Regions from separate parts of the Homo sapiens genome. Here region 1 is linked to region 2. Evidence: chromatin loops called from intact Hi-C (ENCODE). Cell type or tissue: B cell. All regions are shown on one strand. Links, peaks and the distances in the headings refer to the core of each region. The heading gives the core; the rest is flanking DNA.

Region 1 (5,754 bases), core at 360-5,359, 140 kb before region 2:
TTCCATGGTTGTAATTTCTAGAGTTAGATTCTAGGGCACACCTGACCTTAGGCTCTGCTGGGTTGCTTATCCTGAAGCAGTGTGAGTCCCTCCCAAGGTGAAGAAATATAATTAGAAGAAAAAGAGATCATTCAGTGAGGAGCCTAAGGTAGGACACAAGGGGTTACTTTCTAAGGGAAAAAATAGATTGCAAAAAAAAAAAAATTGACTGATTCTGAAAAGAAAAAAAGAGTTAGCGTTCTGCAGTAAAAGAAAGCAGCATGTCAAAAATTAGTGAAGTAAATTGACTTTTACTTGTTTTCAACACTACTTGTGAGTCTTATCAGGCCTGTCTTATTACTCTCCCCCAGAGGAGAAAGAAAAACAAGAAGATAGTAGCCAAAGACCCAGAGAATTCCTAGGCTAAACTGAATTTGTACATTTTTTCCTTGTTATAAGAAGTGGCCTATCATTATATAGATAATGGTAAATGTATAATATCTATCATTAGTATTTATCATATATATATTTGCATACTATATATAAATATATTTTCTTACATTTAGAAAACAGACTCAGGAAAGTGACATACATAAATTTGAACTCTGAATCTTATTATAAGGAAATGAGTTAGTTATTGAAAGACCAAATCAGATTTGGGGGCTTTAATATTCTTTTATATAAATAATAGAGGAATTATTTTTGCCAAGCTGTATTTAACTGCATGGGGGGAATCCCTATTAGTGTCTCGTTAGTTACTTGCTATACAACATACTAACCTGTTTCAATACTGTAATACTTAGGAGCAAGTAAGTGTAGCTTAGGCAATGAAGCTTTCCAGGGATGAGATAATAAAAGATTTTTTCCCCTTCTCATTCAATCACATTTACGAAGCATATTTTTAGGGAGAAAGTCACTATCATAAAAATGATAATGTATTGTGGTTGAACAAAGCCATGTCAGTATATTTTGTGTCACCCTTTTTTAACAACTAATTCTTTTTCATTGAAGAAAATAAAAGATTTAATACCAAGAGGCTAGTTCAAACACAAGCTCTAGCTAATGTAAGAATCAAGTTGTGTGAATTGTGCTATATATCTATAAGCATTCTTCTGAAAAGAAGCTTCAAAACTTTCAAAATACACATAAAACATGGCGAGATAACAATATAAATGTCTCTGTTTTTTCTTTAAGTTTTATTTTTTGCTCATTTCCTTAACAAGCTATGAAAATATTGTTTCTGTTCAAACCACATTGGAAAGACACTGTTACCTTATTTGATAACACAAAAGCTTGAGAAGTACCCTGAGGAACACCTGTTGGGTTCAGATACAGCTCCTTTTCGCTTGCCTGCTAATGGAGTTGAAATTTTCATGAGAAGTGACCCCTTCTCATTTGGTTTTATTATCCTCAAAACTTCTGAAGTCTCACCAAAAAGACTGTAATGAAGTCCAGTATCACTTGTTTATCCACAGCCACTTTGGTGTATGTCCTCCATAAATTAAATTGGGAATGCTACTTAAAAATAGTCATAATATTTTCTATTTGCAGGGAAGAGTAAACAACATTTTTCAAAAAACTTTCAAGTGACTTATCTGTTTTAAGTTTCATAGGTTACCTTTTATTGCTGTTATTGTTGTATTTGTTGCTTTACACACAAAAAGTTACTTTACAGTTAGTTTTTCTTTGTTTCTTTATCACTAATGGCTCAAACTTTCATGAAACTGTGGTGCTGTGTGTTGGGTTAGAGCTTCCTAGTCAGCTGCATGTCAAAGACTCGAAATCATGTATGGAATCATAAGCTATGAAGTGACAAAAACTAGCGAAGAGAGAGCAAGCATTTCAGTCATTACCACAGGGAGATTTTTATCAACCATTCTGTCTGAGCAAATGTATGTCCAGCAGTCCAGTCTGAGGTCACGGCTGCCCCAGAATTTGAGCGGTTGGGGATATTTTGGGATGCTTTCATTAGAAGGCACAGAGTACAGTTAAGAAACAGGCTTGGGGCGCCAGCATGTGATTATGGTAAGACTGGCTGACCACTGGGAAATTGCTGAGCCAACAGGCCAAGGAGTCAGGCTGACCTCCCTGAAGCCAAGTCCACAGAGAGCCACCACCCAACACACCTTCTGAGGGGTAATCTAAAGCACTCAATGCTCAAAATACTCATCTGAGCAACAGATGTTTTTGTAAGACAAAAGTATTGTACATTTTCAGATGCTCTGTTTATGAATCTTCTTGCTATTCTATTTTTAAAGGTGCTTTATCAAAAAAAAATTTCTTATATTTACTTCAGAATGATCCAGCATTCTGGCTGCCTTTTCATTGGTGGTGGTGGAGGTTGGTGGGGATATGGGGGGTTAGGGTTGTTGCAGAAGAGCTCTAACCACAATGCAAGAGTAACTTACTAGGCAGGCAGCAAGTAACCAAGGGTTTGTATAGACAACCATTATATAAAGCAGGTATTTTTTAGCCTTATTGTACTTAGTGACATTTAATGCTTCTGGATAAAATCTTTTTAATTTCAAGTTGTGGTTAACAAAATGTTTCTTTCCTTCTTACTCTTGTGTTTCTTGCTGCTTTTGCTTCTTCTAGCACTCAAACTTCATGTTTTTTTTTTCAAGCATTCTGTTTTTACAAAGCATAGAAAACAGTCACAAAAGAGAGAATTTAGAGAAAGTGTCATTCGATAACCATGACAACTCAGAAGGCAATAAGAAGAAATTTGGAATCTAATATTTGTTTTATGAGCAGTAGAAAACCTGCCAATTGAAGCAATAGTCCTCTGTTACCTGCCAGAGTCATACCATGGTTGAAATGGAATAAATCTGAAGAAAACAGGAAGATGTTAATATGATAACTTGAAAAGAAAAAATACATAATAAAAATCCACTAATGTTACTTTTGTCATCTCACAACATCTCACATCTTTATATTTGAAAACACATGTCCCCATGCCCATCCATTCCCCACCCTCGCTTCCTCTTCCCTTCTCAATGTACATAACATATTCCTGTATGAGGTTTTGATTGGGCAATAGTGTGTATATTTTCTTAAAATAACAGGAAACGGCGGGGGGAGGGTGGGGGTGGAAATGCTAAGCAAGATTAATTATGATATACTCTAACATAAATTATGTTAAAGCATTGACTCTTAGGCTGTCAGGGATTTCAATTTAACTCATATTTATTTAAGTAAAACCCCCAAGCTTTTACAATTCAAAATCCACATTTCAAGTTTGGATACTATAAAATAAAAGGTATACTACACATCAATGAACAGATTAAGCTCAGAACGGTGGTGATGGTTATTGTCAGATTTCTGCTAAAAAGACAACAAATCAACAATAATATAAACCAAAATTTCTACAGAAAAGACAAATCTATAAAAAAACAGGTCCTACTTACCACTTTATAGTCTGTCTGCATTTGTGTGCATGTGGCTTGCATGTGTGTGTGTTTATGTGTGTGTGTACTTTTCTTTGCCACACATTTGCCTCTTCTCTAATTTATTTCCTCCCTTATTGTTTCTTTCCCTTTCCTCTTTTAAATATATCTTAAGGTCTTCTTCAGCAATTCCAGGCCATCTGTCCTCACCGTACTAAATAAGCATTCATGGACACATGGCTGCCTCCTCCAGACTGACAAAGGCTCTTTAGTATAGCTAAGAGAAATGACCCAACAGCAGTGGTGAAGAGGCCTAAAAATATTTAAAGTATAAAAAAATAGCAAGACCCACCAACTTTCTCTTTGCTTGACTCCCCCTTTTTCTTAAGTTTATTTCATGTTGTACCATTGGAATCTGCCCTTACAGAATGTATTTGCATAATTTCCTGCCAAATTGAATATAAGCCTATTTTTAAAGGTAAAGAATCCTTATATCAGAAAAAGAAATGAAAAAAAAAACTTTTAACTTGTTTTTAAACTATGCTTGCATATATTCCTATGTAGCACAATTGGCAAGCTTTTAAAAGACAGAAAGGTGATTGTGTGTAAGAAGCATTCCTGAAATTTCTACTTCTATAGTAGATACAAGGGGTTTGATAGATATACTGTTTTAGCAGTTTAATAAGAATGCATCCAATGAGCAAATATGCTTTTAAATAACTTATACAAATTGGAAGACAATAAGGACACACAGTTTTTTTAAAAAAGTACTCAACGTATTAAAATTTTACATAAATGACTGACTCACACCTTTTCTAGCTGACCAATCTTGGACTTTTTGCATACTCTGTAGAAAGATTTGTTTTATTCTCAATGAATAATGTTTTCTTACATAAATTTGTTGGTTTATTAAAGCATTTTATCTAATGAAAAATATTTTAATTGGATGTAAATTATCACTTTATTTTTTTCACAACAGATGCTGTGTGAATTACATGAACTTATATGAATTTCTGAGCTACTCATAAGTATTCAGAAAACTGCTAAAACCTGTTAGCTGAATAAAAGATAAGATATTCCTATTCTCTTTATGGACTAAACCTTGCATATGTAAAATTGTTAGGCTTTTTTTTCCCCTTGAAACTTAAGAAAGTATGTATAAGCAAGTGTTTCTTCATTCTTTCACCTATACTATATATGCTTACACCTATACTAAGTATAACCCAAAATGATGTCTTCTAGGACTTAAGCTACAAAATGGCTGCACACTACCTTTCATATATTTTATGTGAAACAAAAAATCTCTACTCAACATTGCTCTTCTCTATTGACCATCATAAATCTTTCTTTAGTATGCTTTCAGCTTCCCTCTCTTCATTACTAATTTGCTTTTAAAAATCTGTTTCTTAAAAACATCTACAACAAAAAAATTTGGTAAATTATATCTTTTCAATTTTAAGAAAAAATAATAATTTTAAAAATGATCTTTGAATTATGATGGCACAAACAGAGTAAATCATCTCGTTGACACAACAGAATGGAAGTCAAACATTGAAGAAATTATTATCTATGTGAAATACAAATCAAGATTTACAGTTTTACAAATGCTTTTTTGAAAATATATATTATGGTGTATATGCTTATTAAAACTGGTCTTACAAGGGTGTTTGTGTGTAGGGGTTTGAAGCAATGATGTGGGAAAGAAGGAACTGAATTTAGGTGGTGATGAATTTCATTAAGAAGTAGGTGTTCATCAGTGTGTGTCTTAAAGTGTTCAGTGTTTTTTATAGAATGTTTCCCCTCCTTCAAAAAAAATCTAGTGGGTGTTCAGTGGGTTCTTTTGTTGTTCAATCTGTTAATTAGAATTTTGCAACAAACCTTAAAAGAGGAACAAGGTATGGTAAAAAGGTCTTACTGTAAAATTCAGAAAATGTGAATGCAAAAATCAAAGTCAAAATTATAAACATGAGAGGAAAAATACCAAAAGATTTTATATAAGTTTGAAAATAAAAAGCACAGCACCCTCTGAGAATCATAAGGCTACAATTAGAAATATTTCCGGAATTTGATTGGAGAAGGAGGCAGGATCAAAGCAGCAGACTCTATAGACAGTAGATAAAATGCCCTTATATTTATGGTCTCATTTTGGCTGACAGAGAGAGAATAAATTATAGTTCTAACTCAGATTTTTCCAAATATTGGATAAATGGGTAGGAGTCAAGGACCTGCTTCATCTCTAATACATCAAGCCACTTTAAAAAGTAAGAAAAGAAAAGGGTGTGGAAAAAAAGACCAGGGAATATACACATTTAGTTCTGAGAATCAGTTCAAACCTCCTTAAATAGTATATAAGTCAAATGCAGCTGTCCAAAATGTAGAGCCATTTCTT
Region 2 (5,754 bases), core at 560-5,559:
GTTCTGCTTTTGAAAGAGCATTCTCCAAATTTCATAAGGCCCTACAAAAACTGGATTCATCTGTCCCAGAAATTTAGGCCTGATCAGTGGACAGAAGGACATGTGGCAGGTGTGGAGGAACTAATCTACTCTCTGACTCCTCCTCCTCCCGCAATCATTTCTACCCCTCACTCCTTGAGAGTTAAAGCAGAAGTGGACTTAGAAGAAAGAAGCAATTGTTTCTTCACTTAACAACAACTGTTGGTAGTTAACTCTTGACTTTAGATACCCTCTCCAAGACAAACACCTAAATGCTGACTTTCTCTTGAAGTAGAATTTCTTGATATGGGCAGTGGTCTCCCTAGATGACCTCAGATGACTACTCACAAATCACTCCTCCCTTGGTTCCTCGTCCTTGATGTTCACACTATATTTATTTGTAGTTCACACTACAAATGTACTATTTGTACATTTAGAAAAATGTATAAATAGTATAGTTTAATCATTGGAAAAAATCATTTATTGAACATTTTCTCTGCATGAGGTTCTACGTGAGATATTTTTCTCACATTATTTCTCAATAGCAATTTAAAACATTACTTGTGGTTAATACACAAAAAAGTCCACACATGCACAAATCTTTAAACAAGTAGCAAATAGCACACTTAATGTATCAATTGTAGGTGCAAAGAGCAGAACGAGACAAGTATGTATCCATATTGTTTGGGGATTTCACAAAGTATAGCTTTAGAAAATTTGGACAGCACAGTGAATTTCCAATATTCCAGACAACTCATTCTGTGTGATAATGAAGATAAGAGATTCATTTGAAGTTCATCTATTGCCAAATAACTTATCCAGAAATTTTGTTGAGAACCTAGCCAGTAAATTAGACATGGAACCTTGAAGTATTGTTAACTCAGTTCAAATAATTGTATCAGGAGCACTGTCTATGTGACTCAACATTCTGTCTCTAGGTTTATACTCTTTGTGGCATGGCATATAGTAGGTACTCATTAAATATTTGTTGATGAAATGAATGAATAAACAAAGGATATCTTCCCCCAACCTATTATTCATCACACAATGCAAACCTGAGACTATATCAGTAAACAGAGAGAAACCTTATCTTAATCTGCCAAGTATGCTTTTTCTTTCTTGCCAAACTTGCCATACACAAGGGTTACATATACATTTCATCTCATTCTCAGCTTCCTCTGAGGTTTATGACTCCATGCAGCAGCCATGTTTCTCTCCACATGCACTAGTAGAATTCCTGGAAAACATGCCAGAGCAAAGAAAATGCTTTCATTCTGCTATCTGTTAAGGAATGAATTTTTTTCAAACATAAAGGAACCTCCCCATAATTATCTGTTTCTCTATTCTTCTGTCGTATGGTTTATCCCAACGCAGGTAAATCAACAATAATTTCATTAAAAGTCTAAAAATCTTAATAGTTGTTCCTTTCTTTGGAAATTAAATTCTTAGAGAATGTAATGAAGCAAGATAAACAAAAAATTTTCATTAGATTGAAATCTTTGATACTGCAATGTGTCCTGGATATATCTGTAGCCTGTTCTTTATTTTTTAACATATTATAAGAATCATAGTTCTTTTTAAAGGGAAACTTTTGAAAATATATCGCTAGTACCATATATGTAATATTTATGACATAATGCTTTACATTATAAAATGAATGTTATGTTGATATTATCATCAATATATAAACACAATTGGAAAAACAAGAAAACAAGGAAGATTCTCTTCATATTTGCAGCTTGCCATTTGTTGAATATTAAAGTTAAATTGCCAGCCCTTTATAGACTTCTCTTTTCTCTTCATAAGTTGACAAGTTTGCCCAAAACAAGACACATTATTACCACGGTGATTCTATGGCAGTGACTTTCCAGAGTTACTGCTCAGGACTTACTGCCTGAATTGATGATAGGAAGCCCTAAATTCTTCTCCTCCTCTCATGATCTTTGCAGCCTTCACCACCCCACGAAGGTGCAGATTACAATCCCAGATGCTGGCCATTTGTGTATATTCCATTGTATTTTAATTTTATAAGCATCATGGCTAGTAGAAATTTCCTATAGAATTATATTCGTAGCCAGAAATGAAAAATGACCACTTTTTTTGGCCTTTCACTTCATTGGAGCTGCACTTAAACTATTACCTATTTAATTCAAGTGTAAAAACAAAACCCACTAAATATTCAAGGTGAAAGTCTGGAGTATGTTTTAGGATGTCTTTTAACCTCAATTAAATTTCTAAATGTATTAATTCTCCATTTCACTTAGCATTTGTTAGGTGAGAAAGGGGGGCCCCAAAAGAGTTTTATAATGATTAGGGCAAGAAGCATATATTGACAAGGAGAGGCTGTGTGATGAAATTTGCCATCCTCAGTGAATACAATGACAGCACCGTGGGCTTAATACATTTTCTAAAATTTTAAACTATGGTGTAATGTTCTTTTTTTGAAAATATACAAGAGTGATGTAAATTGTGTTATTAGTAAACCACTTAGGATTGTGTTTTTAAGGCTTTTTATATTTGAACCCACAAGTAGTTTGCCAGGGAACGGTGCCCTTAATCACTCTCCGTAGCTAAGCAAACACATTAAGCTGACTTTCTAATTGGCATGAGCCGGATTTCCCTCACCATGATGAGTGTGATTTTGAAACCAAGAAACTTTAGGTTTGTCCTTTAAGAAAAGTGATTTACAGGAGAAGGTTGTGGGAGGGAAAAAGGAACTCTATTTTACCCCAAAAAGAGACAACATCCTTGCCCGAGGTAGCATTGTGACATTGCCAATGCAACAGGGTTGTGAAATACTGAGTTTTTGTTTTTGTGGTGATGTCTGAAAGTACTGGTTACTGCACCAATGTCTTGTTATCATGCATCTCTAGTTCTGGATCTACTTCCTTATAATTGCTAATGAAAACAGAGTGATGAGCAGAGCAGTGGCTAGATCTTCAGTTCAATTCTTCTGTTGTTTGTATTAATAGATGACATCTTCTGAAAATTTCTTAATAATTATATTTGGCATTTAAGAAACAAAATACAATTGTCTTTTCCTATATTTTTAAGTCTATTTAAATTTTTGACTTACAAGCTAACTTATCTTTATTTCTCTAATCCTAGGCATCCACTAAAAACAGTCTCTATTAGTGTATATTTTGCAAGTAATCAAAATCACAGTAACTGAGGAAAATTAGGACAAGCCTAATAGTAGCCAAGCTCTAAATAGGCTTTAAAATAAAAATAGGATATGTGACTCAGAATACAGTACTAGTTCTTCATCTTACAGATGTTCTCAGCCATCGGAGTCAGCGTGGGCTATGACACTGGTAAGTGTGGGTGAAATGGGTAAAATTTTGGAGAGAATGATAGGCTTTTTTTTCAGACTATCTTCCAATTACCTCATATTACTTTATGTTTTACAGAATGTACAGAAAACTTTGCCTACTCATTTCTTATTTGCCTTAATAGCAAGCTTTAAGTGAGCCTTAAATTAGTAATAGAATTGCCTCCCTCTTCTAATGGCATTTTAGGTTTATACAAAACCCATCTCAGGAAACAAGTGTCTGGCTTTAGTTACTTATCAGCTGAGTGGCTACCTCATTAAACAAAATTCACTAATGATTTCTGTCATGACACGCCATTCATTGGGCCAACAAGATAGAAAAGACAGCATCTCTGACCACGGAAGGGACATGACAGAAATGCTGTCATGATATTTATATTCCACCTACTCGAAAGACCAATTGAGAAACTCCATATGGACTCCAGTTTGCCACTAGCCCACAGAATTGAAGTTTCTTAGCTGGCTTAAATTAAGAATTTTGGGTAAGTGTAAAACTTTGCATATATTTATTTTCATAAATCTAGGCAGTTTATTTTCATGTAGTTCTTTTCATCCTACCCAATTCTCTTTTAGTTGACACAATAGGCAAAGGAAATACATTCTTAGAAAGCTTGTAAGAAGAGAGGGCCAGGTATAATAGGAGAAAGTAAAAGAACATTGCTTGATAGCTCTAATCTAAGGTGTATTAGTTAGGAAAAGGTATGTACACCTAGTTTAGAACAATAAGAAAAAGAAGGTAGCCTCCATTGAGGTAGATTGGCTGATTTGAATTATCTGAAACCCCTTCCTCTCACTTCTCAACATTGGCCAAATGGCAGGTGGTACAAGTCCAGTTCCCCAGTAAGTTCCTGTAAACAAAACTACTTATTTATAGACAGCTTCTCAGTACTGTTTTTCAGGAGCTCAGTCAGAACGCAACTCAGAGCCACATCAACTGCAAAGAAAAATAAAGATATAAAATCCTGTTTTGAAAAATTTGCTTTACAACTCGAATGAGGTCCGCCATGTATTTGGGGGGATCTTCAGCATCATGGCTTGAGAACAGGTTTAAAGAAACATAGAAATAAGCCCCATGAACTCCTGCATTGGAGCAAAAAGAAAATACGGCTGACATCATGGAAAACTGCCAGCAGAGTTAAGCAAAATTTGAAATATCTACTTCTCCTTTCTATTCTTTCTTCTTTCTTCTTTCTATAGGGCATTCATTGGAATCAGCTTCGATGGAGGAATAACTGAACCACTGTGTATACAGACAGATCATAAAGCGGTGAACTGGGCTATTGAAATACTGAAGCTTTCCCAAAAAACTTTTGCCATATTTATTTATATAATGCAAAGTAAAATAGTAATATCTTTCTTTCAAAAAATACATGTCAATGTGCTTTAATTTATTCTCATAATTCTCCATATGAAATTTGCAGATATGTGAAGATTAACTCAGCATATATTTCAAAAGGTAAAATCTTCAGTAGTTTTAATCTAGGCTTATGTTACATATAGAAAATAGTAGGAAGAGGTATAGTTGCTTATAAGGATGAAAAATATGGCAGCTTTTAGTATAATCTCTTCTTACATTCTAAAGCACTACATGTATTCACCAACAGCTAAATGAAATCACTTTACACATTCACCAATTTTTATTCAGCAACTATTAAATTCAAGACATCTTGTCTGTTCTGAATATAACTGCAAAGGTACATAAATATAACCTTATTCTTCAGAAACAAAATTTCACCAAAGAGAAAAAGTGTAAGCTTATTTGCAGCAAAGATATATTTGCTACTTGCTGGCCCACATGAGGCACCTATTACATATTTACTGAATGAGTGTATAAACCATAAAATCAAGTAATTTAAATATAACATATGATATAAGCCACAAATGTGATTAATTCCTATGGGATTTAGAGCAAGGGGCATCACTGTTAGCTGAATGATCAGTGAAGAACTCACGGAGTTGAATGAGCTGATAAAGATTTTAGTCAGGCAATAGTTCAAAATAGGGCATTGTTTGGTAGGCAGAAATAAAAGAGGAAGTCTCAGGCAGAGAGAACAAAAAGAACAAGACCATATAAGGGTAGGGTATAAATACAGGATGGGAATAAGGGAGATCCAGGAGATCAATTCTATTTGAGTAGGTGGAGCAGTAATGGGAGAAAATGGATTGGAGCCAGATAACAAAGGCCTCGGCTATTACACTGAGGACCTCACACCTTATTCTGAAGACCAGTGTTTTCCATGTCTCCTAGAGTGCTCTTCTATTGCTAAATTGCTTGAGCACTCACCACCATAAGTGTATAGTTATATATCAGAATTTTGTAAAGTATACACATTATATTGTCCATCTATATCTATCCTTTATGTATATACACAGAGATGTACATACATGAACACATATTACAAGTA

The links. Peaks named below come from ENCODE experiments on the same cell type or tissue, not always from the same donor. Only the 100,000 strongest peaks of a DNase experiment are listed, where the experiment ranks them.
Region 1: it touches region 2 in a loop (2.3-fold over the local background); 2 of 110 quality-filtered maps call a loop at or near these places.

Annotation. Positions count from the first base shown.
Region 1 is chr5:89,441,536-89,447,289 of GRCh38, reverse strand. All of the region lies in intron 8 of MEF2C-AS1 (MEF2C antisense RNA 1), which reads right to left. Among named protein-coding and RNA genes, the nearest start is that of LINC02161, 140 kb to the left of the region's middle. In B cell, for the core only: no CTCF peak of the experiment used is centred there; DNase peaks (open chromatin) are centred at 2,919, 3,422 and 5,199; H3K4me3 peaks cover 2,597 bases; H3K27ac peaks cover 5,000 bases.
Region 2 is chr5:89,300,251-89,306,004 of GRCh38, reverse strand. The region is part of intron 7 of MEF2C-AS1 (MEF2C antisense RNA 1); the gene reads right to left. Among named protein-coding and RNA genes, the nearest start is that of LINC02161, 280 kb to the left of the region's middle. In B cell, for the core only: no CTCF peak of the experiment used is centred there; DNase peaks (open chromatin) are centred at 2,804, 4,144, 4,204 and 5,374; H3K4me3 peaks cover 1,745 bases; H3K27ac peaks cover 3,287 bases.